Regions from separate parts of the Mus musculus genome. Here all the other regions are linked to region 1. Evidence: chromatin loops called from intact Hi-C (ENCODE). Cell type or tissue: heart. All regions are shown on one strand. Region 1 holds the start of Cebpa (CCAAT/enhancer binding protein (C/EBP), alpha). Region 2 overlaps Pepd (peptidase D). Region 3 overlaps Wdr88 (WD repeat domain 88). Region 4 has its middle 12 kb from the start of Gm12781. Region 5 overlaps Pepd (peptidase D). Region 6 holds the start of Cebpg (CCAAT/enhancer binding protein (C/EBP), gamma). Region 7 overlaps Gm38988 (a long non-coding RNA gene).

Region 1 (4,000 bases):
CATGCAGGGACATTTCTCACGAACCCCTGGGTGTTTAGAGCAGTAAAAAGGATTCTGTCAGCGACTGGAGACCTGCAGGCTTTGGGGCGGGACTCCCAGTCCCCGCCCCTCACCTCAAGCACTTATCCCACTTTCTTTGTTGATGACTGTAGTGTGTTCCAGCTTCCTTCAACCCCAAGTCCCTCTGCTTGCATAAGCGAGGATGTCAGCCTCCTGCTAATGTCTCTCTTAGCTAGGAACTTTCTTACAGTGTTCCCTTTCCCCTCAGGGGGAACCAAACAAGCAAACAAATAAACATTATATTTAACTCAGCAGAAAGACTGAAGATTCCTCTCGGCTTTTAAGGATTTTTCCCCAGGGGACACTCCACAGGTAGAGTCGCGTGCATCTGGCCCAGAGAGCGATCCTCTGCTCACACCAGGTTGTTTATTTAGTGTATCTGCTTTTTATTCACTCTGTTCAAAAGCATCAAGCTAAAAATATCTTTTTTATGCGCTCTGCACCGAAAATGAAGCAGTTGAGCCATTAATCACTGAGAATATGTTGAATGAGAATTTGATTAAAGTACAGGATGCGTCCTTCAGACGAAGTCGGTTCTTTACTGTAACCGCAGTGGAAGCACAGCAGACCTCCCTAACAGTTTTTAGCCGCTCCTCTTGGAGCCTCCTGGGCGGATCGCAGGGCCTTTCCTGGCCTAAAAAGGCCATTGCACTGGGGGTCTTGACCTGCGACCCTAGAGCGCAGCAGGTCACGGAACACGGACAAATGGAGTTCGAGAGGACGAAAGGCCTCAGCTCAAGAAGCCGCGGTCTTCGGGGTGCAAAAACGAGAGACGTGGGTGCTCACCAGGCCCCTTCTGCCCCCGGACCTCCGCGGCCGCGATCCAGGTGGAGGGTGAACGAGACGCCACGTGGCTGGGAGCCGATGCACGCAAACTCCTACCCACAGCCGCGAGCCTGTAGGCGGCGCGGCGCGGAGGGCTCCCAAGTGGGTGCTCGAAAGGCTTCGTAGCTAGGAATTGGACACCCGAGCTACCGAGATTAGTGCCCCCATGAATGACAGTAGGGAAAGAAAACTGTGTCTTCAGGCCCCTGGCTATGGGCCCCGCCTGGGGATCACAGTCCCCGATTCAAGTTCACTCCTCTCCAACACCCTGCCCTCTCGCGGCCCCTGTGCGCTCTCCTTAGGGTCCTTTTCCGCGAGGCTCAGAGGACCCACCGGCTGGTCCCGGGCGTGGGGTGGTGGTGTCCCGAACACTTGACTAGAGTGCTCCACGCTGGGTAGCAACGTCTGCCTGGTAAGCCTAGCAATCCTATCGCTCTGGCCTGGAGACGCAATGAAAAAGAAAGTTTTCCAGCCTAGGCGAGTGGACGAGCCAGGTCCACCAGGCTCCGGGGTTAGCGGCCGCCTCCGCTCCCCGCCGGGTCCTAGCGCCCTACTACTCTGAAGAGCCCGTGGGACCCTGTAGTTCTAGAGAAGCTGGGCGAAAGAGAGGTGCTCTGCCTGGAAGCCGTGGGGTCGCGTGGAGTTCAGAGAAAAAGACGCACAATCTCTGCGCTCCCGGCCTCGCCACTCGGCGGTGCGCGCTAGGTTGCTGGTCCAAAGCAGTCTCCAACCTCCCGCGCCGCGGCTCTCCGCCACAGCCTTTTAGAAATCCGGGTGGGAGACAGGCCTAGTCCCAGCTTTTAACACAAGTCTGCACTACGGTAGCTCAAAACCAACATTCTCTCTCCAAACGCTCCCCAACCTCCACCTCCCCTCGCTCGGCCTCTAGATGCTCCCGGGCTCCCTAGTGTTGGCTGGAAGTGGGTGACTTAGAGGCTTAAAGGAGGGGCGCCTAACCACGGACCACGTGTGTGCGGGGGCGACAGCGCCGCCGGGGTGGGGCTGAGCGCTGCAAGCCGGGTTCGCCTTGCAGCGCAGGAGTCAGTGGGCGTTGCGCCACGATCTCTCTCCACTAGCACTATGCTCCCCACTCACCGCCTTGGAAAGTCACAGGAGAAGGCGGGCTCTAAGACCCAGCAGGCACCATCCTACTGGCGCCTTCGATCCGAGACCCGTTTGGACACCAGGGGGCGATGCCCGACCCTCTATAAAAGCGGTCCCCGCGCGGGCCTGGCCATTCGCGACCCGAAGCTGCGCGGGCGCGAGCCAGTTGGGGCACTGGGTGGGCGGCGGCGACAGCGGCGCCACGCGCAGGCTGGAGGCCGCCGAGGCTCGCCATGCCGGGAGAACTCTAACTCCCCCATGGAGTCGGCCGACTTCTACGAGGTGGAGCCGCGGCCCCCGATGAGCAGTCACCTCCAGAGCCCCCCGCACGCGCCCAGCAACGCCGCCTTTGGCTTTCCCCGGGGCGCGGGCCCCGCGCCGCCCCCAGCCCCACCTGCCGCCCCGGAGCCGCTGGGCGGCATCTGCGAGCACGAGACGTCTATAGACATCAGCGCCTACATCGACCCGGCCGCCTTCAACGACGAGTTCCTGGCCGACCTCTTCCAGCACAGCCGACAGCAGGAGAAGGCCAAGGCGGCGGCGGGCCCCGCGGGTGGCGGCGGTGACTTTGACTACCCGGGAGCCCCGGCGGGCCCCGGCGGCGCGGTCATGTCCGCGGGGGCGCACGGGCCCCCTCCCGGCTACGGCTGTGCGGCGGCCGGCTACCTGGACGGCAGGCTGGAGCCCCTGTACGAGCGCGTCGGGGCGCCCGCGCTACGGCCGCTGGTGATCAAACAAGAGCCCCGCGAGGAGGACGAGGCGAAGCAGCTGGCGCTGGCCGGCCTCTTCCCCTACCAGCCACCGCCGCCACCGCCACCGCCGCACCCGCACGCGTCTCCCGCGCACCTGGCCGCCCCCCACTTGCAGTTCCAGATCGCGCACTGCGGCCAGACCACCATGCACCTGCAGCCTGGCCACCCCACACCGCCGCCCACGCCCGTGCCCAGCCCGCACGCTGCGCCCGCCTTGGGTGCTGCGGGCCTGCCTGGCCCCGGGAGCGCGCTCAAGGGCTTGGCCGGTGCGCACCCCGACCTCCGCACGGGAGGCGGCGGCGGTGGCAGCGGTGCCGGTGCGGGCAAAGCCAAGAAGTCGGTGGACAAGAACAGCAACGAGTACCGGGTACGGCGGGAACGCAACAACATCGCGGTGCGCAAGAGCCGAGATAAAGCCAAACAACGCAACGTGGAGACGCAACAGAAGGTGCTGGAGTTGACCAGTGACAATGACCGCCTGCGCAAGCGGGTGGAACAGCTGAGCCGTGAACTGGACACGCTGCGGGGCATCTTCCGCCAGCTGCCTGAGAGCTCCTTGGTCAAGGCCATGGGCAACTGCGCGTGAGGCGCGCGGCTGCGGGACCGCCTTGGGCCGGCCCCCTGGCTGGAGACCCAGAGGATGGTTTCGGGTCGCTGGATCTCTAGGCTGCCCGGGCCGCGCAAGCCAGGACTAGGAGATTCCGGTGTGGCCTGAAAGCCTGGCCTGCTCCGCGTGTCCCCTCCCTTCCTCTGAGCCGGACTCGGTGCGTCTAAGATGAGGGAGTCAGGCCGTGGTGGTTTCTCCTTGAGACCGAGAGACTTTCCGCGGAGCTGAGCTGGGGGCCCGGCAGTACTAGTATTAAGGAAGTAACCTTGTGCCTTGGATACTCAAAACTCGCTCCTTTTCCTACCGAGTAGGGGGAGCAAAAATGTGCCTTGATATTTTATTTGGAGGATTCCTGCTTCCTCTCGGGCCTCAGCTGGCCCCGTGAGAAAAATGAAGGGTGCAGGCCCAGGGCAGGAGGAAGATACAGGAAGCTGAGATCCCGGCAGTGCCCTGAGCTGCCCCTCAGTCCCTGTCTTTAGAGGGGAGGGACTTAGGTGTTGGGGATTTGAGTCTGTGTCCTCACCCCCAGCTACAGGGAGGTGGAGGGCTCCTAATCCCTTGCTTTTTGCACCTCCACCTACATCCCCCCCCCCCCACTCAGCTTACAACAGGCCAGGTTTCCTGGGTGAGTTCATGGAGAATGGGGGCACCA
Region 2 (4,000 bases), 74 kb before region 1:
CACAAGCAGATACTTACAGGCCAGTACTGGTGGTAACAGGCCTGTCTGATGTCAAGCACCTGTCCCTTCCTCTAACGAAAAGGTTGATTTAGCCAGGACCAGCCATTTCCACTTGAGTTGCTTGGAAGAAAAGACAAGGAAGGCCCTGCAGGCCATGCAACCTCCTAAGAGCTCTTCTGGCTTCTGTGTTTGGCTTCTGACCTGCGGAAGGGCCGGAGCAGCCAGATACCCAGCCAGTCTTAGGCCCACCTGGCAGCTTGCCCTGCATGTGTGCATTATCAATGTCCTTAGGCAGATCTGAGGGTAGCCAGAGTCAAAATGCCCAATACAGAGGTATGTACAGAGGGCAGGTTTGGGTGGCCCAGACTAACAGGGTTAGACTGCGCTGGAGCCAATCCTGTCTGGTCACCTCTCAATGAGCCAGTGACCCTGGTAGCCAGCCCTGGGCCTATCAGTTGGGTCCCCCCACCTTTCCTCTCTCCACAGGGTGTAGAGCGCATCGATGAACCTGGCCTGCGAAGCCTGCGTACGGCAAGGCACCTGGAGCCGGGCATGGTGCTGACTGTGGAGCCAGGCATCTACTTCATTGACCACCTCTTGGACCAGGCCCTGGCAGACCCGGCCCAAGCCTGCTTCTTTAACCAAGAGGTCCTGCAGCGCTTCCGCAACTTCGGTGGGGTGAGTAGCTGGGAGCCCCACGTTCTTATCCCCAGAATGTCCACTACCCCATGCTTGTCACTTGTGCCACAGGAAAAGGTGGAACGACAGCCAGCCCCTGTATGTGGGCTGTCACCAAACAGGTGCTCATCTGTCAATAGACAGAGATTCTCCTAAAAGCCCACCAGGTCCAGAGGCTCCATGTAAGCGTGTACTACACAAGCAACAGGCCTTGTCTTTCCCAGAGGCTTTGAGACCAGTCTGTCTTGTCACAAAGCTTTCCAATCCCTCAAAAAGCTTCTCCCAGGTGGCATGGTCAGGTTGGAGCAGTTTGGCATGGTTACAGTGGCATCCTATCTGTCTGGCCCAGGTGCGGATCGAGGAAGATGTTGTCGTGACTGACAGCGGCATGGAGCTGCTGACATGTGTACCCCGGACTGTGGAGGAAATCGAAGCGTGCATGGCAGGCTGCGACAAGGCATCTGTGCCCTTCTCTGGCCAAAAGTAGAGCCAGCTGAGACACTCAGTGAGACTGGGCCCTGGCCTTGTAAGCTCTGTGATGTCAGCCTGCCCATGGCACCCCAAAAGCAAGATCCTGGAGATCACATTTGATCCTACCAAAACCACTGCTGCTGTTTCTGAGAAAAGAAAGCATTTTATTCACCTGCAAGATCACATCCCTAGCTTTGATTTTGCTTAAATGATAGGGACTTAAGAGTGCTGATTGAAGAAAGATCCTATTCTTAGGTCTAACTCGATTTTTGTGCTCAGGGAAGATGCACTGATGTCTTCAAAAAAAAATCAACATGCAGAATGGAATTTGCAATAAAGGCTTTTCTAAAACTGGCTCTTTCTGCCCATCTTCCTCTTCACTCCTTCATAGAAGACAGCATGGAACTGTGGCCCAGGATGATGGCTCACCAAGTGTCAGCCTTGAGTCTGTTCCCAGGAACACTGTTAGCACAGGCCCTGTGCCTTCTGCTTCTGCCTTAGACTGGCCTGGGAGAACCAGGGGAGTCCTCTACACAAGCTTTCATTGAGCTCCAGGAATTCTGCCAAAGTTAGTGCAATACTGTCACCTGCTGTCAAGATTCCTATGCAGACAGGCACCAGAACCGCTGGAGCATTTGGTAAGAGGTTCTGGGACCTTGATTTCATTTTTCTACTAGCAAAGACAGCTAGCACAGGTCAGCAGCACTGCCTAAGGCAGCAGCATGGCAAAGGAGGGCCTACCACCACAAGTCTACCGCCCCAATTCTATTAGCTATGCCCATGTGGACCACCTGTCCTCCTCTCTGCTTGACAGTGTGTCTGATGCTCCTAGAGCCCTGCCTAGCCCCACAGCTGGCTTCTAAAATTCTGATGGTTGCAGGTTTTTCTTTGCAGCATGTGGCTCAGTAGGGTCCCTCTCTAGCACTGACATGCCTGTTATCCCAGGACTCGGGAGGCTGGAGACCGAGGATCAGGAACCCAAGATCATGAGACCCTATCTTAAAACAAAAGCAGTCTAGACTACACAGCAAGTTCCAGGTCAGCTAGGACTACATAGAAAGATTGTTGACTCAATAAACAAACGGACAGACGGACGGATGGATGGATAGATTTAGAAATAAGACAAAACTAATGGAAAAAACAAAAACCTGGTCCAAGCTAGAGACTTCAAGCAACCACTGAAGGGTTTATTTACTACAAATTGGCTTCTTCCTATGCTATGGCAATGACAAAAAAGTACTTATGATGTGGCCACATTAAAATAAAAAGCCACCAAAAACCAAATGCCAATCTAAGTCCCAAAGCACCACTTATCTCATTTACTTCTTAGGTTTACAACACCCATTCTTAGGGTTCTGGTTGGTACAGATGGGTCCATCCCCTCGGCCACCAGAGACACAGCAGTCTGAGTAAACACAGGCTCACTCTACCCATGTTCCTAAAGCTGTGCCCTGTCCTCCAACCTCTGCAGAAATTTGTATAGCTTCAAAAATGGATTACAGACTCTTCCAGAAAGTTCTACGGTGCTAAAGCCTTCCCCACACTCTAGAAGGGCCCAGTATTAATTGAGCATCTATACCATGAGATATGCACATAATCTGACAGGAATGGCCTTGTACTAGACTCGTTTAGACCGAGACTAAACCAAGAGGTCTAAAGTGAAAAGCAAGAGATACTGCACTCTAAAACAGAAAGAGCTGCAAAAGGTAGCAGGGAGAATGGAGGAGATAGAGGTGCTACATACCATCACCGGGGAGCACTGGGGAGCACGGGGGAGCAGGAGGTTCTAGAGAGCATATGATACACTGACACACAGGAAGAACTACAAGGCATCAAGTCCATGCAGGAGAGGAGGGTGGCTCTGAGGGAGGCAGGACTGGGTGGCAGGGTCTGAAGCAAGCAGGTACACTGAGGTAAAATGTGAGCTTGGTGCTGTAGATAAGCACTGACAGCTGTTTCAAAGGGAGGGGCTATGAAGGACTGACTGGGGCAAAAGACAGCCTAGGGGTGGGGCTTTTTTAATGTACAAAATACAGTTACAAACGCTTCAGACACGTGATAAGAACTGGTCATTCTAAAAGTATTTTTTATTAAGACCTGATTTTGTCACAAAGTATAAACTTCTAACACAAGTTACTAGGAATAAACGAACTAGAGCAGGAGCTCCAGCTCTGTTGCTAGAGCTCACCTAGCACACACAAAGCCCCAGGTTCAAGACCCAGTGTCATATACAAGTAGTGGTACATACCTGTAATCCTAGCACTTGAGAGGTGGAGGCAGGAAGGCCAGAAGTTCAAGGTCATACTTGGCTGAATATCAAGTTGAAGGCCAGCACTGGCTACAAGACCATCTCACTAAAACTGAAAAACAAACAAAAAATTACAACGAAGTCAAAGGAATTCTGTTCTGCACCACCCATAGAAATTATTTTCTTTTTTTTCATTTTTAAGACAGGGTCTCAATGGTACTCAAACTCAAATTGGCCTTAAACTCAACCTTCATCTCTGTAATACTGGGGTTACAGGTGTATACCACCATAATCAGCCACACAATTTTCACAACCACACAACAATTAGAAACTTATTTCCCCAAACACGAAAAGACTAAAAGGACCAAAGTAAAGCGTCTAAATGGCCTCTTCCTGCCCCACCCCCCACCCCCAACACACAATTCTGTTTCTTAGAGTCTTGTTTTATTTCTGAAATCAGCCAGTACACTTCCATATCCAGGCATATACCCTGTGTAAGTCAAGATGGTATTCATACTCTAAAATGTAGTGTTGGGGATACACCTCAAATGGAAACCATAGGCTAGGACCCACCAGGACACAGGCAGCCCTTTCATCCTGCCC
Region 3 (4,000 bases), 150 kb after region 1:
CATCGTTAGACTCCTTGATTCTCAAAGTGCATGGAAACACTGAGGCCTAAACAGGGGAATGTGGTTGTATATTTTCTTAAACAAGCAAACAAAAGCCTGTGTACAGGCTTGCCTGCTGACTCTGACTTTCCCCAACCCGTGTTACACAGACCAGACACCACCTTCTCACCTTCTGTTGTCAGCCGTGATGCTGCACTCTAAAACAGGAGCTTTGGGTCGTGGCTCAAAGTCCCAAATCACAGTTCCATCTTCAGCATCCTCCAATCAATGGGAGAGAGGAGAGACAGTGGTCAAGGCTTCTGTATGGAAGTCATGAATGCTGCTCAGCAGTAGTTCCTAGCTTGCCTACAGCAAAGTTCCGGGCTTTCCAATATCCCCAAACAGGAGGGACACTGCATCTTCCACAGCCAGGAAATCCCCCTCACAGTGGCCCAGGCACAGATGGGTCCTGGGCACACTGGGAGGGGACTCGTGATTGTTTGTTCATTTTGTACTGGCCAAAGAGGTTTCTTTCGATCTGTCAATAGCCCTCAAGAACTTCTTCTAATTCCATGCCCTTTGACCCCGTGATTGCACTCTGAGGGGTGCCTCTGGCAGAAATATGTGGTTAAAGCCTTATATAAGTATATGGGCCAGTGAAATAGCTCGGTGGGTAATGGCACTCGCCATCAAGCCTAATGACCTGGGTTCAGTCCCTGGGACCTACGTGGTGGGAAGACGAGAACCCACTCCAGAAAGTTGTCCTCTGACTTCCACATACACACAGTGCAATTTTTTTTTAAACATAATTGAAGACAAGACCCAGGTCCGTTTCTAGCACCCGCATGGCAGATAACAACCGTCTGTGACTCCGATTCCATGGAGATCTGACTTCCTCTTCTGGCCTCTGCGGCCACCAGGCATTCATGCACACGGTGCACACATGAACATGCAAGCAAAACACACATGCACTCAAGTTCCCTACGGCGACAGGGACAGTCAAGAACTGGATAATAAGGTGCTGGGGGCAAAGTCCAAAGGAAGCCAGGTGTTCCCCAACCTTCTCTTGGAGAGCTTGGGGCTCACCATTTACAGCAATAGCCTACACCAATCCACGTAAAGTGTTGTCTACCAGAAAGGTGTACCAGAGCCCAGGACCTGGAAGCTTAAAAAAGCAAGACCAATTCCATGGACACTCTGCCTGGCCCACACTTGAATTCCAGGAAGGCAGTTTGCACAGGCTGTAAAGGTGTGATTATCTGCCTTTATTACATGGGGGACAATCTCCAAAGATGGTAAAGGGCTACTCACCAGACTGGTTCCCAGACTGAAGCCATACCAGTGGCCTTTATGGTAGCCCCAGGCCTGTTGTGAATGCTAAGTTCCACACACCCAGTTCCCAACGCCTGTCCCCTGGGGCATATAGTCACATTCAGGAAATCCCAGGAGGCCCTTTTCCAAGCTCAGTGGAAGATAAGGGCAGCTGGGAGTTCCCCAAATGGAATTCAACAGGGCAGGGCACCCTCGGGCTGGTGTCCTGGGCTCAGGAAGAAGGATTGATGCTGACCACTAGGATCCAGTCTCTCTAGCTTGGCACAGTGCCTCTAGAGCAGTGTTTCTCAACCTGTGGGTCGGGAGCCCTGGGAGGGGGGGTGTCCTAACAACCCTTTCATGGGGGCCACCCTAAGATCATTGGAAAACACAACTCATAACGGTAGCAAAATTACAGTTATGGAGTAGCAATGGGTCACCACAACATGAGGAACAGTGGTAAAGGGTCTTAAGCATTAGGAAGCTTGAGAACCACTGCTTTAGCGGAAAACAACGCCCCCCCAAACCTCCCAACCCCACCTCCACACCCCCCTCCCCACCTGCCCCCCCCACCCCACCCCACCCCCCCACCCCCATGCTTGAGACTGTAAGCTACACAACCTCCAAGTCTGGGCAGAGAATGAAGCGATTGCAAATTCAATAGTGCCCCCATGTGGCCAAAATGAGGAACAGCAACCAAGGACAGAGGCTCGGAGCAGGTTTTCGAGCTTGGCCTTTGGAAAAGCCAATGCCTGAAAAGTCAGTTTGAAGGGTTTTGATTAGGTTTGTAGGAAGTTTTTAATTTTGCTCTCTTTTCCTATTGAGTTTGGTGCCTAGAAGGGCCTTGCGTGTATTAGACGGGTCTTCTGCCCTGAGTTATAGCCCCAACAGAGGGAGTACTAGGGAGATTTTGAAGGAGGCAGAAGGAAAAATCAGGGGAGTGTGACAATGGGTTGGAGGTGAAATTTATGATTCAGTATTTCTGTATGGTTCCAATTCTTTAAGTGTACAGTATACGTGTGTGTGTGTGTGTGTGTGTGTGTGTGTGTGTGTGTGTGTGTGTGTAACAGAAAAACAAAACAAGCAAAAACAAACAAACAAACAAACAAGCAGACACAGCCTTTCAGCCCAGACATGCACAAGTTCCATGAATACTTCTGTTGGGTCAACAGATGAACAGCACACAGTGACAATTACCTGTCCCCTTGCTCGGGAACCCCCGGTGACTACTGAGGGCTGGAAAAGGCCTTATGGATCCCAGAGAAAGTGAGTCCCCGCCCCCTTGCCCCCCCCCCTACTCCCGCAGTGAGATCCTAGCCTCTGGGTGCACAGGTGTCCACAGGGCAGCAGCAGAAGGAAGTATGGAGATCCAGGGGGGGTTGGAGGTGGGCGAGGCAAAGCTTGGAGCAGCCCCACCACACAGCTGGTCCTCTGGGACCTCAAGAGGTGGATAAACCACCCAGAGTCACACAGCCATTGGGTCTCCAATACAAGGTCTGAGCTGACCTGGGATAGTCCCAAACCCTCTGACCTAATCGGTCTGTGCCTTGGCACCAACATATGACAAGATCCTCCTCTGAGGTCATTTGTAGGGTCAGGGGCTCTACACTGTCCAAGTACCCATGCCAGGACCTGAAGCACCCTTGACAATCTTCCACCCTGCCGCTTCTCAACCCAAACCAGAAGGCAGCAGAAAGCCTCAGAACTGAGTATCCTCTCCATGTGGCCCCAGGCCGTGGTCATCTTCAGCCAAGTCCTTGCTGGCCAACATCACCCTCCATTCCTGCTCCCTCCTCTCTGTCAGCCCTGCCATAGACACCTGTCAGGGGCTGCTGGACACAAACACCAAATCCTACAAGCAGAGAGGAGGCAGCCTGGCCTGAATACCACACCCTGTTCCTGGTTTCTCTGCCACTACATAGTCAGGCACTGACCTGCTCCATCTCTCTGGGGCAGAACTCAGACCTGGCCCCCATTTGTCCTCTGTGAATGCCCAAGGCCTGGATATCACCGAAGTGGCAGGAATTCACGTCATGCCTAAGTTCAGTAAGAATTTTATATGGCGTCTAAAAAGCAGGACACTGGAGAGGTGGCTCAGTGGTTAAGAGCATTTTCTGCTCTTCCAGGGGTCCTGACTTCAATTCCCAGCACCCACATTAGGCAGGCCCGCAACTGTCTGCAACTCCAGTTGCAGATGACCCAATGCCCTCCCTGGCCTCCAAGAGCCTATATGGACATAGCGCACACGAGCACACACACACACAAATAAAAATAAAATGAAAACAGGATTGACAAAAATAGTTTAACAGAACTGTACGATACAAGATCAGTATATAAAAACGGAGTTTTCCAGATGCAAAGGAGACCCAGAGAATTAACAGTCTGCCCAAGGGTGTGATGGCACAGGTCTGTAATTCCTGTTTGTGGAAGGCTGAGGCAGGAGGATTGTGAGTTCAAAGCCAACCTTGCCTCAAAAATAAAAAATATGAAAAATTAAGATTGGGACTGGAGAGACAGCTCAGCAGCTAAAAGCACCAGCTGCTCTTCCAGAGGACCTAGGTTCAATTTCCAGCACCCACAAGATGGCTCACAACCATCTCTAACTCCAGTTCCAGGAAGAAGTCTACTGCCGCCTTGTGGCCTCTGTAGGAACTGCACACATGCGGTATGCAGGCAAAATCCCATACGCATAAATAAATATATCGGAAAT
Region 4 (4,000 bases), 450 kb before region 1:
GCTATTATTTTCTTAGACAGCGCCTCACTCTGTTGCCCAGGCTGATCTATAACTCAGTATGTAGCCCAGGTTGGCCTTGTACGCAGAGCATTTCTCTTGCCTGGGTCTCTTGCAAAGCTAGATCTCGCATGTGCACCACTGTACCTGGTTATTCTTACTTCTTATTACTTCAAGAGCCAAGGCCAGAGAGGACAATGGTATGGGTTTAAATGACATCTCCAGCTAGGCATGGTGGTGGGATCCCAGTGCTCAGGAGGCAGAGGCAGGCTGATCTATGTAAGTTTGAGGACAGCCTGGTCTGCAAAGTGACTTCCAGGACAGCCAGGGCTACACAGAGAAACCCTGTTTTGAAAAACAAAGCAAAACAAAACCCAAACAAACAAACAAACAAAACGTGACAGCTCCAAATAGGGAAAAGACATGGGCAGCCTCTGATGGTACATGATTCTGATTCCAATACTACAGGGTGGAGGCAGGGGGATTGTGAGCCAGGCCAGCCTGGGCTACAGAGTCTATTCAAGGCCAGCAGAGGCTATGGTAGCTAGACACTGCCTTAGAAAACAGAAAGAAGGAAGTAAAGAAGAAAAGACAGTAGGGAGAAAGGGGGTGGATTCGAGATACTTTCAAGAAGTAAGACAGAGTGCAGGGGTGGTGGGCTGAGGTGGGAGTCCTGGGAGGGGGGTGCAGGACTTGGAAGAGATGAGGCTCAGGTAGGGTAGGTGATCTGAGGCACCTTCTGGATGTGCTGATACAGATGTGGGGCAGGTGGCTGGACAAGGCAGGGTGGGGGGAGAGCTGCTAGAGGTCAGGGGTGGAGGTGTAAACTGGGAAGCCAGCATAGGGGTGGTGCTGAGCTCTGCCCTCCAGGGGATGCACAGGCAGGTGAGAGGCTGCTGGACTCAGAACACTGGAGGCTGCTGAAGAACCAGTGCCAACCTGTTTAGGGGGGTAGGGGGTGGGGGGATGGGGATGGGGATGGGCGTCGGAGTGGGGGTGGGGGTGGGAGGATATTTTTAGAGAAAGAAGAGATGGAGGAGAGGCCGTGGGGCCATGGGATGCATTTTGGTGGGAAAGACAGAGCAGGGTTGAGGCAAGCCTTGGAGGGCGACTCTGTTTTGTTTATTTTTGAGGGAGGATTGTGCCATGCAGCGCTGGCTGTCTGAAGCTCAGGATCACAGTCTCAAAGCCTCAACCTTCTGAGTGTTGAGATTACATGGTGTGCACCCCTATGCCCTTTTAAATCTTTTATTTTATTTTATTTTATTTTATTTTATTTTTGTTTTTTGAGACAGGGATTCTCTGTGTAGCCCTGGCTGTCCTGGAACTCACTTTGTAACCAGGCTGGCCTTGAACTCAGAAATCTACCTGCCTCTGCCTCCCAAGTGCTGGGATTAAAGACGTGTGCCACCACCACCCCGCTTAAATCTTTTAATTTTATGTTTTGTTGATAGATTAGCCTAAGGACTGTGCTTTGGCGATGTCTTGGAGGAAGAGACAGAGACATAGGGTGGGCATTGGAGAACACCATTGCTTGGAAGGAGAACAGGACCCAACAGAAAATACCTACTTTTGAGGGGCCTACTGGGCTTTCCCATTTATTTAAAATACCAGAAGAGGTGATGCTCATGAAGGTGTGTATGCAATGTGAGCACGGGTGTGTATGTGTGTGTACACGCGTGTGCATGTGCGTTTCCAGTGAGGTCAGAGAATACCTGGTATCTCTCGGATGGACAGTGGAAACCATTGCCTTGCTTGGTGTTGGTAACCCAGCTCTTGGACCCATCTGAGGGATGAGAGAAGCTGAGGTGCTGGGGTGCTTGGTACTCGGGCAGGTTCTTTTGGAACTGGTGGGTTAGAAAGTAGCGTCTGGGGTCTTCCCAGAGATTCTGTGGAGGTTGGTTGAAATCTCATCTTAGGGAGAGGCAATTCTTTCTGCACTGGCTAGCGTCACCCACTCTGGAATGTTGCTGCCACCTGGTGGCCCAGTTAGGGATGCACCGGCCTCTGTTTAGGAGCAGGGACTTGGCCCCACCTGCTGGTTATGAGTGGTTCTGCATCTATAAAGTCCCCGTTGGCGGCAATTATGCTACACTGGAGAAAGAGAAGTGGCTTGTCCTGTCTGCTTGGTACAGGGTTTGAGTCAACCTGTCTGGATTTTGAATGCCTCCCCAGGGTATTTGAGGGAGGGACCCAGGACTTTGGATACCAGTTGTTTCTATCCTGACAATGGTTTCTACATCGAGGGAAGGTCAGCCATTCAAAGATAAAGAAAGGCCTGGTGGGGAATCTGTGTGTGTGTGTGTGTACCCACATGTGTGTCCTAGTGGGGCCCTGGGGGATGGATCACACTTGAGGAGAGGGCCTGAGACTGGACAGCTATTCTCCAACCTTGATTTTTTTTCCCCCAGTGACCCTTCCTAGTGATCAGATGGTCTGCTTTCAGGGAGAATGGTGAGCAATTGGGACAGGACTGAGTAATGAATACAAGGTGCTACCAGAGAGGAAAGGGGACAGAGGACTTGTCCATAGTTCCACCTACACGTATACCCATCATCCAGTCATTTATGTCCATATAGAAGGACATACAGAGAGACAGAGAGACAGAGACACATCCCTGCATGCACATTCTTTCCTGTGTTCCACAGTCTAGCTCAAGGCTGTGAGGCTGGATATACCTCAATGAATTTGAGGCAGGGCCTCAGGGCTGGGCCTATGGCCTTCAGTTGATGGCCATCCTGGGGACCATTAAGGTGGTGCTAATTGTCAGAGTCTTGGGTCTTGTTCCCTCCTCCCTTAAAACTGGTAATGGCTACATTGCATGTAGGTGTGTCCAGCTTAGCTCCTGCTTGGGTGACACTGAAGAGTGACCTTGCGAGGGTTTCTTATTTTTAGCCCATCCCCACATGCTCTCCCTTTCTCTCCCCCACTTCCTTTCTTCCCCTCCCTGACTGCCCCCCACCCCCTCTCTGGCAGTAGCCCAGGGCAATGAGCTGCAGCAGACCAAGTGGCAGTACAGGCTGCCCAGATGGGCCTCTAGGTGTCCTTTGGCTGAGCAGAAGCTCCTAGACACTCTGCCCCAAGCTCTGCCAAATGTACCCACAACCAGAGACACTTTCTCCGTTGTGAATTCAGTTTCGCTAGCGCCTGCTATTTCTGGGCCACAGTTAGCTTTCTAGCTTTCCAGGCTTCTCTAGCATCTCTCACATGGGTCTGCCTAGAGCTGGTTCTGGCTCCAGTCAGGGTGACCTTCTTGGCTTTCTGAGCCTCTGGACATCTGCCTTCCATGAATCTCCTAAACCCCTCTGGCTGTGACTTGATCCTCCTCCCCATCCCTCTGGGTCCTTCCCTATCAGATGGTCACTTCCAGCTGGAACCAGAGGGCAGCCTCACCCTTGCTCAGGGCTCCTGGATGAATGTGGCTCCAAGACAGAAGGCAGCTTCAGTCACTTGTTCCAATCCTGGAAGATTCCAGAGACCACTACAGTAAAGGCAAAATGGAGGTGAATTAGCTGTAGCCAGTATGAGGCCAGCTGGATTCCAGTAGCATCTACTGCCTGGGGGACCTGGTGCTGTCTCTCCTTACAGACCCAACATCAGCTTTGGGAGTGGTCTCCCAGGACGACCTGGATATATCTGCCCCACAGACGGATCCAGAAGGCAGGCAGAGGTTCTCAGCAATCCTGGAGAGACAGGCAAACGGACATCTGCTCCTAATACAAAGTGCTTCCCTCTCCTTGTAGACACAGCCCCAGTCACACTCATACTGTAAGCACCAACAGAGCTCCCACTGGGACCTTTCCGTTGTCACTCTGACTTGTGCCAATTTCAGAATCAGTTCTGGCACCCAACTTAAGGAGAGGTTTCACAGACAGCTCTGCCTTCCCCTCCCCCAAAGCCAGATCCTCAAGGGTGGGTAATCTGTCAGCCTTGAGGTGTTTGATTAGGTGTGTAGATAAGGCTGAGGTCACACTCAGGGTCAGGGATGTGCTGGCTATAGCTT
Region 5 (4,000 bases), 93 kb before region 1:
TGAAATTGATCTGCCAAGCACCTAGCGCGTTTGGTAAATAATAAATCACACTGTTATCCTAACATAAAGCCACGATACTTCATCATAAGGTAGGGGACCAGAATATATGTATAAACTGGAGGCTGTCCCAAAGTTGAGTGCCCCCTGGGACAGAGCATGTGTTCTAGGCACCAAGCACAGGGATGGACTCTGGGTTCTACCTAGCTTTTGACAGGCAAGCTATGTTAACAGTAGTGGAGCTCTTTGGGAAGTCAGAACTGGTTCAGAGCTGTGAGGGGGAGGTGCTAAGTGGCAGCCCCTTCAATCTCTTTCAGTCCAGGAGTGAGTGCACCCACGCTTCTCAGGATATACCCACAGAAGTGCACCAGGAGCCAAGAGGCTCCTCCCTCCCACCTCAGGTTCTCTATCTGTCTGGGGGGGGGGGGGGCTCCTAGATCACCTGGCTCCAAGGGCTCAGAGTCATGAAAGCTGAGGCAGAACTGCAAAGCCAAGAAGGCTGGACGTCTTCCTGCTCTCCGTGTCTCTGAAGTACATTTTCCAGCCCTGGGCCAGGGCACAACACAAATCAGGCCTACCTTATTTGGACAATTTTTTTTTTTTAACAGTTTAACTAGAGTCTCACACTGTAGCCCAGGCTGGCCTTAATTTATACCAGGACCCCCTCTGCCCCGCCATGGCCTCCCAAGTGCTCGGATTACAGGCATGCACCACTGTGCTCATGTAAACCTTAGGTGGAACTAAGAGTCAGATAAGGCCACTTAGCTGTGGGCCACAGTCATCACGCGTGAGGTCTAGCTGTTGCTCAGGCTGGTCTGTGCTGCAGATCAAGTTTGTCAGCCAAGAGCTTCAGGCCATCCCACATCCCAGCCAGTAGCTCCCAGGTCTCTTCCTGTTTCTCTGGGCCAGATCCCATGCCCAGCTGCTATGTAGATCTAGGGAAGGCATGGGAATGTGTGTGGCTTCAGAGTCTGAGCCTCTCGTCAGCTCAGTCAGAGCCAGGGGTCCTGTACATGGCCTGTGGCTGCTGTTAAACCTCTCAGAGTTTTCCTGTTGGCTCCCAGAGCACCTTCCAGCTGTGTCCCTGGAGTTCCCCCTGAACCCACTGGTCAGGTCACCCCCTGCATGAAGCATCGACTGCATTTTGTTTTCTTTTTCAAGGCAAGCAGGCAGGGCTTTGATGACCCAGCTTGCCAAGTGTGGCAGTCTTGTTGGTTGGTGCTTCCAGCTTGTTCATATAATGATGGTGTTGACAAGATCACAGGAGGCCCTTCCTGAGTGGGAGGCCACAGAAGATGCTCCACATTGCATCTAGCTCCAGGCAAGTGGGTGTGAACACATCTGGCTTAGAGAAGCAGGGAAGGAGCCATGGCCCACTGGCTCTGGGTAAGGAGTCGTCCCCAGATCCCCTCTGAGCCCTCCCACAGCCACCTCAGACTGTAGGCATTTAAGCCCACAGACAAAGGCCTCACCTTGGCCAGCAGGAAAAATACCAACTGTGCCTAAACCCACCAGGAAGCAGGGCATCCCAGGTTGAGTCACTCCTGTGCAAGGCTCTCCCACCTGCTTCTCCTGACTCCTATGCAAGCTCACCCCAAACAGCAGACGATATCTCCTCAGTGGGGGCTCTGATTTGAGAAGCAGGTGGGGCATGTCTCCTCAGCAGCTTGCCACCCTATAAGAGGTGCTATGCCCTGTCTCCAAACCCATTAGAGTACATGTGCTCCAGGCCTGGCTGAGGTGTACAGGGCGTTCCAGCACTGGCCAGAAGAGGGCAGTGTAGCTTCAGGACACAGCCAGGTTTTCTGGGTTGTGCTTTGTTGTGCTAACCTGGGGTGTGTGGGGTGGGCCTGCAGTCCACCTAGGAACAGGCCTATCCTAGCTCTGCACTGAGCAGTTTGCCAGTGCCTCCTCCCTACCCATCCCTGCTGTGGCCTCCGGCCTCCTCAGTCTCCCTGTTGTGGTAACGGCCATGTCTAGAGGTCATCAAAACCCAGAGAAATGAGGGTAGTTTCATCCCAGGATAGTCAGTACTTAAGGGCCCCCAGAACTGTACCGCTGTCACTCCATCTGGGTCACAGCTGGAGCCAGGGTGTCGTCCTGGCTGACTTGCTATTGCCATCACAGGTGAGCCAATTCTCAGCCCTGGGCTGCAGATACCAAGGGCTTTAGCAAGACCCTGCATCTCTTGAGCCCTGCATTGGATAAAATGATTGTGCCTGTTCTAGTTGTGGGTTAGACTGCCAATTGTGGTCCTGGGCAGAGTGAATCTGTGCCCGGGTTCTTCCCCTGCTGCAGAGGGCTGGGAGCAAAGGGGTGGTGGTGGTGGTGGTGGTGGTGGTGGTGGTGGTGGTGGTGGTGGTGGTGGTGGTGGTGGTGGTGGTGGTGGTGGTGGTGGTGGTGGTGGTGGTGGTAGAGGAGGAGAATCCAAGGTTCATCTTCTCTGTGCCTAGTATTCCAGTAGACTTTAGAGAATGTCATCCAGGGCTAGCTGCCTGCTGCCAGCCTTAACTCCTATCCCCTTCCCAGCCTTGTTATTTCCAAAGGGATGCTTGGTGACCACTAGGGGGCCCCTCCCAAAGCTTTTCCTAGGGGGAAAATAAGCCAGCCTTTGGGTGAGAGAGTTCTGCAAACACAAGGCCCTGTCTGTCTGGATGAGTTGGCCAAGGCCTTTAGTATCCCATCCCAGAAAACCGTTAGCCTTCAAACTAGAGCTCATATTGTAGATATGCCTCCTTACCATAAGCAGAAGCCCTTCCCACCTGCTTTCTGTCCCTTCTGTTTAGTTTGTCACTGTTTTGTGGCCTCACCCACTCCATTGACGTCACAACCCATGGTTAAAAAGTGCTAGTCTAGACAGTGCTCACAGACATCACAAGACACTGGTCACCCAAAAAGTGAAATGAAGCATGTGCTGTCTGCGTGATAATGACTGCTAGCCTCCTCCTTCCCCTCCCCCACCCACTACAGCTACTGCCCTGGTGCCCAACCCTAGGCCCACAGGGCTGAGGCAGGCAGCAGCTGAGTGCCTGCCTTTGATCCAGGCCACAGTATGGTGCTCTCCGTGGGTCTTGGCCTGGCACCAGTGCTCTGCATCTCTGTGACAGCTCTTAGAGGGCAGTGCTAGTTCTCTGCAAACATAGGGGGACCCCAGCATTGGACTGTTCTCATCAGAGTCTACACTGGGGGTTTGGGGATAGGGACATGCTGCTGGCATGGGGGATCATCCCTGCCTACCTGGTCTCTGAGGAGCACCTGGCGCAGGGGCTCTATAGGAAGAGGTTCCCCCCATGGGTCTATCTGTAACCAAGGGGAGCATTTGAGGGATGGCTCTGCTGCTGCTGCCATTGCTGCCACCCACCACCACCAGCAGCCATCCCTGAGGGCTGGCATGCACAGAGGCCTGGAGGGGAGCTTGAGGTGGGCAGCCGACCTGTGAACCAGAAAGACCTGTGCCCACTGTGGCCAGCCTGGGGCACATACACTGCTGCAGAGACAAAGTGACTGGCTGCCTTCCTTTCTATCTCCTGCTGAGGACTGGGTAGATGAGTATTTTCTGCTGTTTAGAACCCCACCTCTCTCCCTCCAGCCTGGGATGCAGACTGAGAAGTCTGCACAAAGCAAGCATGCTTAACACACGTGCATGTAAGATGTCAGTCTTGGGTGAGAAGCAGCTGAGTGCGTGCTGCATACTAAGATTAAAATGAAGCTACAAGCCGAGTACAAAGTGGCCCTTGTATAAACATTGCCGAGTTTCCCTTGGAGCCCTGCTGCCTGTGAGCTGGCTGGTCCCTGCACAGGGCCTAAGGGAGTTAAGCAGGACCTGGATAGGGTCTGGGTGGGCCAGTGGTGGCAGGTAGCCCAGGCCTGGAGCTGCCCCATGAAGAGCCAGCATAAGACAGAACGTTCATCCCGGCCAGAACCATAGCCATAGGAACACATGTGGGGAAGAGACGCCAGCACATTGCTTGAAGACATGTCATCTCCCAGATGTCTCAGATTA
Region 6 (4,000 bases), 63 kb before region 1:
TAAACAAAAATCTATAGTCCTTCCTAATGCCACAGAAATTACCTCAGGCTGACATCATCTCCCAGGGGCCCTAGTCTCAGGTGTAGCAGCCTGAGCTCCCTCCAACCACTCACTATCTAGACTATCTAGAACAATAGTTCTTAACCTTCTTGATGCTGCCACACTTTAACACAGGTTCCTCATGCTGTGGTGACCCCCAGCCAGTTATTTTCATTGCTACTTGAGACTTTTGCTATGGTTATGAACCATAATATAAATATCTGTGTTTTCAGATGTCCTTAGATGACCCCTGTAAAGGGTCAGTCATTAGACCGACACCCCCCCCCCCAAGAGGTTGCTACCTGCAGGTCGAGCAGTCTACCATTCAAACCTAACTATGTCACATCATCCTACTAAAACTAAATGTCTGTGACTCCAGACTACAGGATCAAACCCAAGGTCCTAACCCTCTCTACAAGTTCTGCTCCCTTATGCTCAACTCAAGGCCACTACTTAATACATTCTAAATGGTCTCTGTTTTCTCTTTTCTTTGTGCTTTTCTTATCCAATCTGCTCCCTGAGTTTCTTTGGCAACTCCAGATCCCTGGAGACTGTTGGAGGCAGAGTCCACAAGAGAGAGGCGACTCCTTCAAGGAGTTCAGTGTAAGTTGTCCACTGGAGTTGTGAAGAAAACATACACTTACTTGGATGTTATCTTTTAAATACTCATATGCTTGTTTGAATGTTATCCTTTAAACCTATTTATAGTACTAGTTAGCACATTCAAAACAAATTGTTTATAAATATATATTTATTAGGAGTTCCTGTTCAGGTTTTTTCCCCCTCTTTAATGGCAGGGCAGGGCAACGGAATAGGGAAAGGACCAACAAACTTGCTAGTGTAAGAACCTATGTACCCACCCCTCTGAGGAAAACCTAAAATCGCTCCAGGACTCATTACTGTGACTGAGGCAACTTTTGACCAGGTCCTGTGTCTCCCACGATCTCTAGAGGGACTGTTCCCAGGGACTTTCCCAGGGTGTATTTAATTCACTAGGGATGAAAGCACCTCTCCAAGATCACAGTGCTGGGACGACAATCATGACAGGTTGTGAGAATTTAAAGGATATTGGGGAGAGGGGAGGGAGGAGGTCTGTTCCCACCTATTTGTTTCTGATAGGTCATAAAAATAACTGAGTCAGTCAAGCATGTCCATCAGACTCAGGAAACAGGCTCAAGCTTTTTTTCAGCTCAGTAGCATCCTGTCATTATTTACAGTTTTTCAGGAACAGGGAAATGACCACAGGGATAGCTAGCTTATCATTACTACTACTCAAGTGGCCATAGATGAACAGACCTTAGAGCGCTTTGAAGGCTAGAAATGTGGCTCAGAGGTAGAGGGGCTTGCCTACCATACTCTGAATTCTTCTATGTACAATTTCTCAATAGAGAAAGACCTTATGGTGCTTTGTTTCAAATTCCCTCTGTGAGACAGGTCTGCACTCAATGATAATATATTCAAATAAGGATTCAAGTGGGTGGAAACTCAAGAGACACAACACCCAGCTGTTGTGCAACCCACAAAGGTTAAAACCTTTCTAAATTTGATACATCTTATGATGCAGTTTACAAAGAAACAAACAAAAAAGCAAGAAGGAGCAGAGCAAAACAAAGCATGCCAACCTTCTTAAGACCAGAAATACACAAGCCCACTTGGAAAGAGAAACAATTCTCACACCCGCATGCCCAACTTCCCCACCTGGATACCTCCGCTGGCTCTTTTCCCGAGCTCCCTCCAGGCGAGCTAAGGAAAGGCTTCATGGCTTGACCTTCTGCGTCTGGTGCGCGATCATCTAGGATGTCCTCCCCCTCCCAGTGAACTGCAGGACACACGACCGCGTCCAAAAAAACAAACGAAATCTCCCTCTTGCAACGTTACGTGTGTAAAAACTCGAGTGCCTTCCCTAGATGACCACTAGGTTATTAACTCCAAATAGGACCCGGGCCATCCCCCCCAGACCGAGCCGTTTGGGAAGCCGACAGGAAGAGAGTCCTAGGTGGCTCCAAAGTAAGATTCGGTCCACCTTCTATTCTAGGAACACCCTCCATCCCTAGGGGCCAATGCGCGCCAGGCTTGTCACGCTGCACGTCGCCGAGGGGCAGGTTCTGGAGGGACCACCTGGTACTCCATCCCTTCCCCGACTGTGGTGAGGGGGCGCCCGGGGGAGCGCGGGGGTCGGCGCCAAGCGCGGCGGCGCTGGGCCGTGGCCAGGGATGAGCTCAGCCCCGCCGGGTGTTGCCCGCAGGTTGCATCAGACGCCGCTCCGGGCCCCCGCCCGCGCCGCCAAGCCGCCAGGAGCCTTCCGGGCCAACCTGCCGAATCGGGCAGGGCCGGGTCTCCTCCGGCCGGGTCGGCGCCTACGCGAGCGGCGGGCTCGGCCGCGGCCTCCTCCCCCAACCCCTCCGAGCTACAACCCGCGGCCTCCTTACCTGCGCCTCCGGCCGGCCCGCCCGCCCCCAGACGGCCTCCACTCCGAGCGGCCCCGCGCGGCGCGGCCCGACCCGACCCGACCCAGGCCTCGCAGCCCGCGAGTCGGCGAGGAGGAGCGACGGTTACGAAACCGGCAACCTCCGCCCGTTCCGCCACCGCGGCCACCGGTTTTCCCCGCCTCTTCGGGTCCGCGCGCTGCCGCCGCCGCCGTGACCAATAGAAGCGCTGCTTGGAGAACGACGCGCTCGCCTCTAGAGATGGGCAGCTCCACCAGCCAATCACAGGCCGTGTGCCGGCGAGAGGCGGGCGCGCGGCGGAACGGGCGTGGTGGGCGTGGCAGCACCGGCGCTGGCTGGAGGCGCGCTCGGTGGTTTCCCCCTTAGGCTGTCGGTGGTGGCAGGCGGTGGCCCTGAGCCTTGGGAGTGACCCATGGCAAGCAAAGTTCTATCAGAGTTACGAGGGCCTCACCTGCCTTAGGGAAAAGACATTTCCTCAGGTGGATTTTTGAGTTAGGGTGGGTTTTTTGTTTGTTTAGGCCTCACGGCCCTGAGGCATCTGCACATTTATTTTGATAAAAGCACGTTAAGGAAAAACTGTCCAGTGCTAGGGTTAGCACTTGTCAGACGCTTGACAACAGCAGACTGTGGCTGCCGAACAAATCACGATTTCCAAAGTGTGCTCACCTCCGGAGAGCAGATGATGGATATGAGGTGCTCTCTTAAAAGTGACAAGTGGTCCAGCCTGGGTCTCCCGGGAACAGTTCACAAGAGAATCAAAAAGCGGGTTTTTTTGTTGTTTTGTTTTGTTTTGTGTTGCTTTTTGTTTTTGTGTTTTGAAAAACAGGAAGCAGCGCTGGGTGGAAGGCAGAGCCTGCCCGAAAGGTTTGATTGCTTCCTCTTTAGCAATGCTTATCATTCAAAACTCTCTGGCTTTCAGAAGGGAAATGTTTCTTCATCGCCAAGGCCAGGAGAGCAGCTCTCCACATAAGACTTCGAGGAATCCCTGAGAGATGAAAATACCTGAAAAAAAAAAAGTCAACCACAGAGAATGACCCCTGATAACCCCATGCACACTTGGGGAGCTAATGTCTCAAAACCAGTCAGTATGTTTCTTTAGGTTTGGATCGCTGTGTTAAGAGCCATTTTTTTCCCAAGACTTAGCACTATGAAAGGTGAACCGTGCTTTGTTTCTCACAAAGACCACGATTTTACCCCTAATGTTTTCTAGTCATATAAAAACTATCGAAAATAAAAACATCCTTGCATGTCATATGTATATTGAGTTAGCCTCTTTTTTGCCAGCCGCTCTGCCAGCTGCATTCTGTGTTGTGTCTAGGCAAGCCTTCCACAGCCAGCAGTCAATGCCCAGGAGTCTTGAGATTTCCTCTTTAGCTGATATCCTGTAATTCTTTTCCTGATTACAAGAACGGTATGTGCTAAAGTGTGGACTAAGAGTCAGCAATGGAAGAAGACAAACACACTGTCCCTGCCCACAGGGAGCTTACTCTGAGAACTACAGAGACATGATTCAA
Region 7 (4,000 bases), 50 kb after region 1:
GGTATCCCCAGTAGATCTACCAGCAGACAGTGTGCAGGAGTCCCCCAAGTAGAACAGGACGAGTGTGCAGGGCAGGAGTGGACACATCTGTGGCCCCCTAGCTGAGTCACAGGGGGTACAATCCAGGGAGCACACTGGAGACCTCTAAGTCCCCCCTCTCTCATTCCCAGTCCAAGCTGCTGGGTCTCAGGTTGGTGGTTGTGGGGAGGACTTGCAGCAGGAAGGAGCCTCTGGATGAGAAAGTGCCTCCCCATCCTGGGGGCTTGAGGCCTGGCCCTAATGTTGGCTGTATGACATCTCCCACTACACCCTATTTCAACCAGACCATGCTGAGAATGAGGCTGTGAGCCCCAGAGTCCAAGCACAAAAGTTTGGCACTACTAGGTGGCTTTGGGGACATTGGAGACAAAGCAGAAAGCACCCTGAGGCTGGAGCCCCCAAAGCCCCAGTCTCAGCCTCTTGAAAGGCCTTTTAAATCTTTCATGCATAGCATCCCTGGGCCCTGGAGCTCCAAGGGGCCTGCATGCAGAGCCTCCACTGTATGTGTCAGCCCCTAGTTTGGAGGAAAGGAAAGAGACTGGGAGTACAGGGACAGATAGCCTCCCACCCTCCCTTCTTCTCAAAGCCTGGTCCAGAGCCAGGGAACAGTCCCTCACCCACCCCAGAGACCAGGGCAAGGATTGGTGGAAAGACCAATAGGTTCAGGGGTCACCATGTGTGGCCAGGTCACAGGTCAAAGATCTGCTGACAGTAGACTGGAAGATATTGATCTACAGGGGGGAGGTGACAGACCTCTGACCCCTGCCAAGGACTGTGGGCAAGGCTGGTGGTCAGCAAGCTGGATTCCACGCAGCCTCCCATGGCCCCATGTCTCTCAACAGCAGGCACAAAAGACGGTGATACAAATGATTTCATTGTCACCCTTGAACTGATGTACCAGCATGCGGGCCAGGGGACAGCAGGGACCAGAGGTCATGTGCTCTAGCTTCTCAAGCTCTCACAGGTTTGAGACAACTGAAGAATCGAAGGAACTGAGAAGCCCTGCCTTGCTGGGCCTGTTGGCACATGCCTTTAATCTGAGCACCTGAGAGGAAGAGGCAAGTCGATGTTTATGAGTTCGAAGCCAGCATGTTCTACGTAGTGAGTTCCAGACCAGCTAAGGGTTACATGGAGAGACCCTGTCCAAAAAAAAAAAAAAGGAAAAGGAGGAGGAGGAGGAGGAGGAGGAGGAGGAGGAGGAGGAGGAGGAGGAGGAGGAGGAGGACTCCAGCAGGGACCAAGGTGTCTTTAAGGCAGCAGCAAGCTGAGGGTTGAGTTGCTCAGCTTCAGGCTGCCTCCGTGGCTCTCCCAACCCTCACAGTGACCGTAGCATCCACCTCGGTTCTCAGTCCAGTTCACTTCTCTAGACTGCAGGAGGAATTTCTGCTCCTCAACCCCAGACAGCTGCAGAAGGCAAACCTGGAGAATACACCCTGCTCTGACAGGCCCAGTCACGGCTGGACACTGTAGCTGCCCCTCAGTCCTCCCGCCAGTCCAGAGGGGGCAGAAGAGACAGGTAGGAAGAGCCTCCCTCCCCAGATAAATTCACCTGGAGGGTCTTTCTCCACCTACCTACAAGAGCCTAGGAAGAGAGAATGTGAATGTATATGAGTGAATGTGTGCATGTGTTCTTTGTGTGTGTATGTGAGTGTGTGTGTGTGTTATTTATGCATGTGTGTGTGTTAGTGTGCATCAATGCATGTGTGTGCATATATATTTGTATGCTCACATATGTATTTGTGTGCGCATATGCATACGGGTGCATTTACTTGTACTGGCATGTGTTTGGGTCCTTTCCAAGTTTGGAATGGCCCCCTTCGAGGCTCTGACTAGAAGAAACACTGTAGTTGTTCCTTGCAATGGCTTGGCCCCAACTTAGGAACTTACCAGTCCCTGTAGTCCTGGCCTTGGCCAGCGCTTCTAGAGCTAAGGGCTACTGACCAGTGTTTGCCAGCTGGCAACATGGTCAGAGGGCAGCTCTGTCCCTTGGGAAGACATGTGGTAGCCCCTGGCTCAAAGCAGACCCAGGCTGGAGGTCACCAACACTAAGGCAAAAGCACACGTGAGTCCTCTTGGGTCTGCAGCTTCAATATAACCAGTGCCTGGCTAGGATTTCCTCCTGGCAGTGACACCTACCGGGCATGTCAGGTACTGCGGACTGAACTCCCTTTACGGGAACACGGTCCCACCCTTCAGTGTACAAGAGTTGAAGTTTGTCTGGTGGTGCTCCCAGAAGCCTCTGGGGTTCCTTCAGGTCCTTTTGGAGCCCCCCACCCCCACCCAAACACACACTAGAGGCGTACGGCTCCTTAACCTCTCTCCTTTAAAGCGGGGCATTGGTTTAATGCTTTTCAAAGACATTTCTCTAAAAGTGTCTTAAAATCTCTTGGCTAGCTTTAGCTGTGCACGTCTCCATAAAACCTCTCCGTCTGAATGATGAGATGGAGTTTAATGCGTTTACAAGTCTGCTGTCCCTTAAAATGTTTATGAAGTCACTTAAAGGATGTCACATATGCCCAATGCAGGGGAGAGCTGATATAAATATCTCGTGGAGATCAAAAGAGCCTAGGAGAGTCCAGATCACCCCTAAGCTGAATGATTTCCACGGCCCAAACTTGGGAATCTCCCAGTAGCAGTGTTGCCTAGCAAGGGGTGGGGATGGGGTCCTAATAGCAAGATATCCCAACTGCCAACTAGCTCCTCTCCTAGATGGGACAGCACCTTGAAGATCTGGTGCTCCTTGAGTGAGGCATCTCCTTTTCTTTATCATGAAGTTTTCTGACTCCTGCATGTCCCCAGAGTCATAGGTAGTGGAGCTAAGGGATACTGACCAGTGCCTGCCAAGTTGCGGTGTGTGCCTGAAATCACTAAATACAACTTGCTGAAGGTAAACCACAAGTAACGGGGCCATAAAGCGAGGCAGCTTTGCAGTGGTCTGTGGCTTTGCAGCTCGGGCCTCAGGCTGTCTCCAAATTCTAGCCCAGACAGGCCATAAGAAGTTTGCCCATGAAATTTTCTACAGGGAATGGGTGAAAGCTAAGCTAAGGCCCAAACCTTTGTCCTGCCATGGCCAGATGAGCTCAGGAAGGAGAGAGTCAGCCTTGTACAAAATACCCTACTCAATTCATTCATTCATTCGTTAGCTCGTTCCCTCATTCATTCATCTGTTACTATGCACTAACACTGAACTAGATTGTACGAGCTAGGCTCTGCCTCAGTGAAGAAAGCAGGGTGTTCAGCTCATGGGATGGTGTGGGCAATGGGAGAGATGAGCAATACAAATAGGTAAGAATCAGGCCTGGTGGCACAAGCCTGTAATCCCATCTACTTGAGAGGCTGAAACGGGAGGGTCACGAGCTTTAGGATAGTGTAGACTATAGAGTGAGTTCAAGGCCACCCTCGACAGTCTGGTGAGACCTTGTGTCACGAAACAAAAAGTACAAAAGGGGTTGGGTTGTGGCTCACCGGTAGAGTGCTTTCTCAGGATCCAATAGCAAAGAGCTGTAATGTAGCCTGGTACAATGTAGCCTGGTGGTAGAGCACTTGCCTAGCACGGATGTAGGTCTCCAGTTCAATACTTCAGTGCTAAAAGAATAAAATAAAATATAATTAAGCAAAATATCTAGAGTTTCCAATGCCAATCAAAGGGAGATGCAAGACAGGCTGAGGAGAAAGAGCTGAGATGGGGGTGCGCTGTTCAAAGGAAAGGTCGGAGCAAGTCTCATTCTTAAGAGAGGGAGAGGATGGGCTCTGGGAATTTATGAGAGAAGACCAAGAGAACAGCAAGGATAGAGATCCTGAGACAGGATGGAGCGACTTAAGGAGTGGTGTGGCTGGTGCCAAGTGGGTGAAGGGGTGACAGTGAGGTTTCTGGGTCACTGATATAGTTGAGTCTCTGGGCTTATTAAATTGCACGCAGCAGAGGTTTGAGAGCTGAGACAGGCCACCCCTGTCCTGCCTA

The links. A loop is a pair of places that touch in the nucleus more often than their neighbours do. Peaks named below come from ENCODE experiments on the same cell type or tissue, not always from the same donor. Only the 100,000 strongest peaks of a DNase experiment are listed, where the experiment ranks them.
Region 2: it touches region 1 in a loop (2.7-fold over the local background); 13 of 42 quality-filtered maps call a loop at or near these places.
Region 3: it touches region 1 in a loop (3.0-fold over the local background); 4 of 42 quality-filtered maps call a loop at or near these places.
Region 4: it touches region 1 in a loop (2.0-fold over the local background); 2 of 42 quality-filtered maps call a loop at or near these places.
Region 5: a loop joins it to region 1, with 5 times the contacts of the local background. A loop is called at or near these places in 14 of 42 quality-filtered maps.
Region 6: a loop joins it to region 1, with 6 times the contacts of the local background. A loop is called at or near these places in 15 of 42 quality-filtered maps.
Region 7: it touches region 1 in a loop (5-fold over the local background); 22 of 42 quality-filtered maps call a loop at or near these places.

The regions. Positions count from the first base shown.
Region 1 is chr7:35,117,172-35,121,171 of GRCm38, forward strand. Cebpa (CCAAT/enhancer binding protein (C/EBP), alpha) reads left to right here and starts at 2,122. Exons shown (of 1, transcript NM_007678.3): 1 at 2,122-4,000. The coding sequence starts at 2,248. The coding sequence ends at 3,327. In heart, CTCF peaks have their summits at 1,074, 1,291, 2,077 (motif pointing right) and 2,287; DNase peaks (open chromatin) are centred at 1,310, 2,000, 3,000 and 3,450; H3K4me3 peaks cover 3,911 bases; H3K27ac peaks cover 2,244 bases; H3K27me3 peaks cover 2,337 bases.
Region 2 is chr7:35,043,204-35,047,203 of GRCm38, forward strand. It overlaps Pepd (peptidase D), which reads left to right. Exons shown (of 15, transcript NM_008820.2): 14 at 487-678; 15 at 1,028-1,505. The coding sequence ends at 1,165. It overlaps Cebpg (CCAAT/enhancer binding protein (C/EBP), gamma), which reads right to left. Exons shown (of 2, transcript NM_009884.3): 2 at 3,219-4,000. Among named protein-coding and RNA genes, the nearest start is that of Gm45095, 10 kb to the right of the region's middle. In heart, a CTCF peak has its summit at 1,746; a DNase peak (open chromatin) is centred at 278.
Region 3 is chr7:35,262,955-35,266,954 of GRCm38, forward strand. It overlaps Wdr88 (WD repeat domain 88), which reads right to left. Exons shown (of 11, transcript NM_001370886.1): 3 at 170-258. It also overlaps a transcript of Gpatch1 not described here. Among named protein-coding and RNA genes, the nearest start is that of Wdr88, 11 kb to the right of the region's middle. In heart, CTCF peaks have their summits at 1,997 (motif pointing left) and 3,932 (motif pointing left); no DNase peak of the experiment used is centred here.
Region 4 is chr7:34,670,135-34,674,134 of GRCm38, forward strand. No RefSeq gene overlaps it. Among named protein-coding and RNA genes, the nearest start is that of Gm12781, 12 kb to the left of the region's middle. In heart, a CTCF peak has its summit at 1,996 (motif pointing left); a DNase peak (open chromatin) is centred at 1,977; H3K27me3 peaks cover 1,759 bases.
Region 5 is chr7:35,024,330-35,028,329 of GRCm38, forward strand. All of the region lies in intron 11 of Pepd (peptidase D), which reads left to right. The region is part of intron 1 of Gm35484 (a long non-coding RNA gene); the gene reads right to left. Among named protein-coding and RNA genes, the nearest start is that of Gm35484, 2.9 kb to the right of the region's middle. In heart, CTCF peaks have their summits at 1,769 (motif pointing right) and 2,559 (motif pointing right); DNase peaks (open chromatin) are centred at 1,772, 2,102, 2,892 and 3,872.
Region 6 is chr7:35,053,908-35,057,907 of GRCm38, forward strand. Cebpg (CCAAT/enhancer binding protein (C/EBP), gamma) reads right to left here and starts at 2,659. Exons shown (of 2, transcript NM_009884.3): 1 at 2,469-2,659. Gm45095 reads left to right here and starts at 1,576. Exons shown (of 2, transcript XM_030243153.1): 1 at 1,576-2,185; 2 at 2,285-3,738. The coding sequence starts at 2,100. The coding sequence ends at 2,852. In heart, a CTCF peak has its summit at 1,990; DNase peaks (open chromatin) are centred at 584, 2,074, 2,734 and 3,898; H3K4me3 peaks cover 2,433 bases; H3K27ac peaks cover 1,701 bases.
Region 7 is chr7:35,167,418-35,171,417 of GRCm38, forward strand. It overlaps Gm38988 (a long non-coding RNA gene), which reads right to left. Exons shown (of 4, transcript XR_003946743.1): 3 at 3,505-3,624. Among named protein-coding and RNA genes, the nearest start is that of Gm35889, 11 kb to the left of the region's middle. In heart, a CTCF peak has its summit at 2,179; a DNase peak (open chromatin) is centred at 2,164; H3K27me3 peaks cover 2,659 bases.